Linked DNA regions of Homo sapiens: region 1 is linked to region 2. A link is an interaction called in ENCODE POLR2A ChIA-PET data of the cell type or tissue named here. Cell type or tissue: PC-3. All regions are shown on one strand.

Evidence for each region. Peaks named below come from ENCODE experiments on the same cell type or tissue, not always from the same donor. Only the 100,000 strongest peaks of a DNase experiment are listed, where the experiment ranks them.
Region 1: POLR2A ChIA-PET joins it to region 2 with 6 read pairs; 2 of 35 experiments call an interaction of 5 or more read pairs at or near these places.

The regions. Positions count from the first base shown.
Region 1 is chr15:52,421,722-52,424,221 of GRCh38, reverse strand. All of the region lies in intron 4 of MYO5A (myosin VA), which reads left to right. Among named protein-coding and RNA genes, the nearest start is that of MYO5A, 110 kb to the left of the region's middle. In PC-3, no CTCF peak of the experiment used is centred here; no DNase peak of the experiment used is centred here.
Region 2 is chr15:52,287,360-52,289,859 of GRCh38, reverse strand. The region is part of intron 1 of MYO5C (myosin VC); the gene reads left to right. Among named protein-coding and RNA genes, the nearest start is that of MYO5C, 7.2 kb to the left of the region's middle. In PC-3, no CTCF peak of the experiment used is centred here; DNase peaks (open chromatin) are centred at 49 and 1,259; H3K4me3 peaks cover 482 bases; H3K27ac peaks cover 2,500 bases.

The sequences.
Region 1 (2,500 bases), 130 kb before region 2:
AATTAGTGTTCAAAGCTTAAGAAAAGTTATTTTTTAAGCTTAAAATTGAGAAAATTCCATCTATTGGTATGATTTTTTTCCCTTAAGTTGGAAAAATCTACCAGTAGTTGATTTGTATAGTATCAGAGCATTGCAGTACAGTTTCGACACCACTTAGTACAACCTGAGAACTACTGGGCAGAGAAAAAATCACATGGGTGGCTAGACTCTAAAAATAATCTCTGAAAATTATATAGTGCTCAGAGAATTATATGACTCTTTGGAAAACAGTATTCTTAAATACAAAAGCATAGCTCTTACCATCTTTGTTACTGGTCTTTCACAGATAGTATTAGGTTTATATGAATATTTATGGCTTTTTACCTTTAGATTTACCTTGGTTTCCTGTAATTTTCTCTTCTCATTATTATCTGTTGTGACTCAGTCACTCAAGGTAATTTCTTAACTGAAGGGTTGTTTTGTCTTTTTTCCTTTGGCTTGGTTTTCTTTTTCAGACAGCTTTAAAATATGCCTCAATTAGTTATGGTATTATATTTACCATTTATATAAATAAATCTATACCCATAACATCTGCCACAGCAGTAAAATAGAGTGTATCTATTCAGGCTTACAGTCAGAAATAACTGCTGCAGGATCATTTCTTGCCATTGTTTTCTTTTTTTTTTTTTTTAAGACGGAGTCTTGCCCTGTCACCCAAGCTGGAGTGCAGTGGCGCAATCTCAGCTCACTGCAACCTCCGCCTCCCGGGTTCACGCCATTCTCCTGCCTCAGCCTCCCGAGTAGCTGGGACTACAGGCACCTGCCACCACGCCCAGCTAATTTTTTGTATTTTTAGTGGAGACGGGGTTTCACTGTGTTAGCCAGGTTGGTCTCTATCTCCTGACCTCGTGATCCGCCCACCTCGGCCTCCCAAAGTGCTGGGATTACAGGCATGAGCCACCACGCCCAGCCAGCCTTACCATTGTTTTCTTGTCAAACAAAGATGTCATCTTTCTAGATGCAAATCCTGGTGTTTCACATTATCACCATTTCTAGGGATCCCTCATGTCTTCAGGGAAGGTACAATTCATCATTCATGTAATAGAGATTTATTGAACACCGTCCAAACGCCAGACACTGTTCTGGGCATGGGGGATACAAATTAAATAGACAGGAATTCCTACCCCACGAAGTCAGGCATGATTAACAATAAAACTATTAGCTGGGCATGGTGGCGCACGTCTGTAGGCCGATCACTTAAGCCTCGGAGTTCAGGATTACAGTGATCTACGATTGTGCTACCACACTCCAGCCTGGGCAACATAGTGAGACCCTGCCTTTACAAACAAAATACAAAAACTAGCCAGGCATGGTGGCCTGTGCCTTTAGTCCCAGCTACTCAGGAGTCAGAGGTGGGAGGATCGCTTGAGCCCAGGAGTTGAAGGCTGCAGTGGGCCAAGATGGTGCCACTGCATTCCTGCCTGGGTGACAGAGCAAGACCCTATCTACAAAAACAACAAAAAAGTAAAGTTACAAAAAAATTAGAAGAACATACTGTGCTGGAGCAAGGGTAGAGGCCAGGAGACTAGTTGGGAGGTTATTGCCTTGATCCATGGAAAAGATGATCATTTAATTAGTGGAGGTGGTAAAAAGTAGATGGATTCTGGGTATATTTTTAAGACAGAACTGGCAAAGCCTTGCTTATATGGGGTATTTGAGAAAAAGAGGAGTTAAGGATGGCAGTAAGGATTTGGACTGAGCACCTAGAAGGTTGGAGTTGCTGTTTATTGAGATGTAGAAGATGGCAGGAAGAGCAGGTTGTGTGTGTTGTAGGGTGGGGAGTAGGGGGAAGGGAGCAGAGTTCTAATTTAGATCTTTAAGGTTGAAAAGATGTTTTTGACATCTATCCTAAAAGCAAAACTCATACTAGGAATTCTTTCCAAGCAGATCTATGTCCAGTGACATCAGCAATAACCAGGATCCTTGAGCTGGATCCTTGACTCATGGCTTCTTTTTAAACATGCTCCTTAGAGAGTACAATGCCCTCATAAAATACCTTCCTAGAATAGCCTTTTAATTTTAATTGTCCTTGTTGACTTACCATGGAGAAACACTCAGTGGACTGCCATGCCTATTTTTTTATTTTATTCTTGTTTGACATTCTTGCCAGTCTTTTCTCATGCTGTAACTAGGATTTTTGTTTTGTTTTGTGTTGTTTCCTTAAAACCAGGTAGTGTTGATGGCTTTAATTTGCTATATTTTCTCTCCACTGTGAGTGATAATCAGTTTTATTGACTAAGTTTCATTTATTTAAATTTGCTTGAAATAAGTTATATGCAATTAACTTTGGTCTAGTGAAAAAGACATCTGTACTAGTCACGTATCTACCAATAACTAATCATATAAGCTCAAATCTCCTGGTCTCCCTGAGTCTCCGTTTTATCATCTATAAAACGGAACAGTGTCACTGATGATCTAGCTTTACATGTACAGGTTTCTGTGGTATGCATTTGTTATCTTT
Region 2 (2,500 bases):
GTGGATTGAAAAGAGGGTGAGGCCTGAGCAGGAAATTGGCCAGAATGCTGGTTGCCCAGGCCTGGCTCTTCCTCAAAACCCATGTGGGGGTTGATTTTCAAAGCTTTTCTCTTGCCGGGCCCCACCCACAGGAATTCCAATCAAGTACGGATGAGAGAGTCTGTCTGCCCAAAGAAACCTCGTGCTCAGCCTGGCTGAGGAAGCCTCCGGGGGCTGCTGCACCAGTCAAGAGAGGATTGGTGGGGGTAGGGTTGGGGGCTGACTTATGGCCATGGCAAGGGGGCTGGTAGGCAGGGGCGGACAGGAGAGGGCTTTTAAAAGGCAGTCTTTTCTAGCACCTGGTGACTGTTGGGCTGTTGGGGTGGAGACACAGAGGGGTGCCCAGCACTGTCCCAGGCTTCTGACATGAGGGGCAAGAGAGCTAGGAAGGAGGAGCGTCGGCATCACTGGAGTTTGGAATTTATGAGTCTATGAGGACATTTAGGGGCTGACATCTTGGAGGCAATTGGAAATGTGGTGTAGAGCTCCAGTGCACGATCTGGGTGGGAGGTCTCAGATGCACAGGTGCCAGGCAGTTGCAGAAGCTGTGGAATTGGGTGGAACTCTCCAGAAACAGCCTATCATGAGAAGAGGCTGGGAAGGACCTTGGGAGACACGGACATGGGGGGCAGTGGGAGGGGCAGGGGAGCCAGGGGAGGGGCCCATGAGGAGCGAATGAAGAGGAGGAGGAAGAGAGGGGCATGGTGTGACAATCTGGCCTGGCTGACCTGGAGTGTGGACACTCCCAGTCCAGAAAGCGGTTCTAGGAGGGAAACACATGTCGTCCCATCTTGTCCCATCTTCCATATAAGTCTTCAAGTCATTTCTGTGGCTCATGCCAGAAGATCCCTCAGAAAAGCAGGCGGCGTGAGAAGATGCTGTTCTCATCTCACCTGTGTGCCTTGGGGGGGTGGCTGGCATGGTCTTGAGCTCATAAGGTTCAGTGGTCCCGAGCCTCTGCCTCAGCTTGGCGCCTTGGCATGGGGAGGGCACTCAGGGAAGTTGGGAGGTGGCCCTCTCTTTCCTGGCTCCGCTGAAGGGCTTGGCGAGCTGTTCCATCCCAGTCCACAGACTCCTGCCTCATGGGAAGGCCCCATATTCTGGAGGTCAGTTGACAGCTGGTTACATTGTTTGCATGAACTGCGGACTGCATCTGTTTGGATGAATGCTGTAAAGTTAACTCTTCCTCCAGTTTGAAGCATTGCTTTGTGGGTAGAGGAATGTGAGGGAGGAGGGGACAGGAATGAATGGGTGGAACTTACCCGGAGCTGAGTAAACTCACCGTTGTTTACTTACCAGGCTGGGTTTCAGCTGCAGGGCACTCAATGCCAGCAGAAGCACCAGGATCGCAGGGTGTGGGCGGCCTGGGGTACTGGGCTGAGGAGTCACTGGTCTTCAGAAGAGAAGCCGTCAGTGGTTACGTATGTCCTAATACTGCCTGCCATTTAATACCACTTTTAGCTGAAACCAATCCTAAATTATAGTTAGGAGAGCACATGGACTCTCAAGTAGATGGTTGCAGTTCAGAGTTCAGGATTACTTTCAGGGCCAGATTCGCTTAACTAATACGGAGTTCAAACTAGGAGTCACAGGCCCTAGCTCTGCTGGAGTCCTGGTCCTTTGAGACTCTGTCTGCTGTTTGGTGAGTTATTTCTCTCTGGGCTTCAGTTAGGGGCTCTGTTAAACAAAAGGATTGATTGGCCTAGTGACTTTCACATTACTTCTCAGAGCCCAGGCTTCCTTGGAAGGCCCCCAGGGCTCTCAGCTCCAGCTCCCATCAGAACACCTCCACTTTCACCAGCTTCGCTTAGCCAGCTGTTACAACTTAATTTTTTTTTTTTTTTGAGACGGAGTTTCACGCATGTCACCCAGGCTGCAGTGCAATGGCAAGATCTTGCCTCACAGAAACCTCCGCCTCTCGGGTTCAAGCGATTCTCCTGCCTCAGCCTCCCAAGTAGCTGGGGTTAGAGGCATGCGCCACCACGCCCAGCTACTTTTGTATTTTTAGTAGAGACGGGGTTTCTCCATGTTGGTCAGGCTATTCTCAATCTCCCAATCTCAGGTGATCCACCCACCTCGGCCTCCCAAAGTGCTGGGATTACACACGTGAGCCACCGCGCCTGGCCAGAACTTCCTTTTGAAGTAGGCTTTCTGCAGCTCTAAAAAGGAGTTTGACAAACAACTTGGAGTAGATAATCAGTTCTGAGACTCTGTAGTGGCCAATTCTTGATAAATTTGGTAATTCATGTACAATTCTTTTGGGGGGCATATATTTTGATATTTGCCTTTAAAGATTAACATTCATTGTTCTGATTATGAAAGTAATAGGTACATATTGTAGAAAATACATCCAACTCTCAGGTGTCTCTTATGAGGATCCCATTCCTAATCCATTTTAATGAAGTAAGCTTCATGACGTTAGTAATAAATATTTTCAATAGCAGACCTGGGGTAGGAGCTG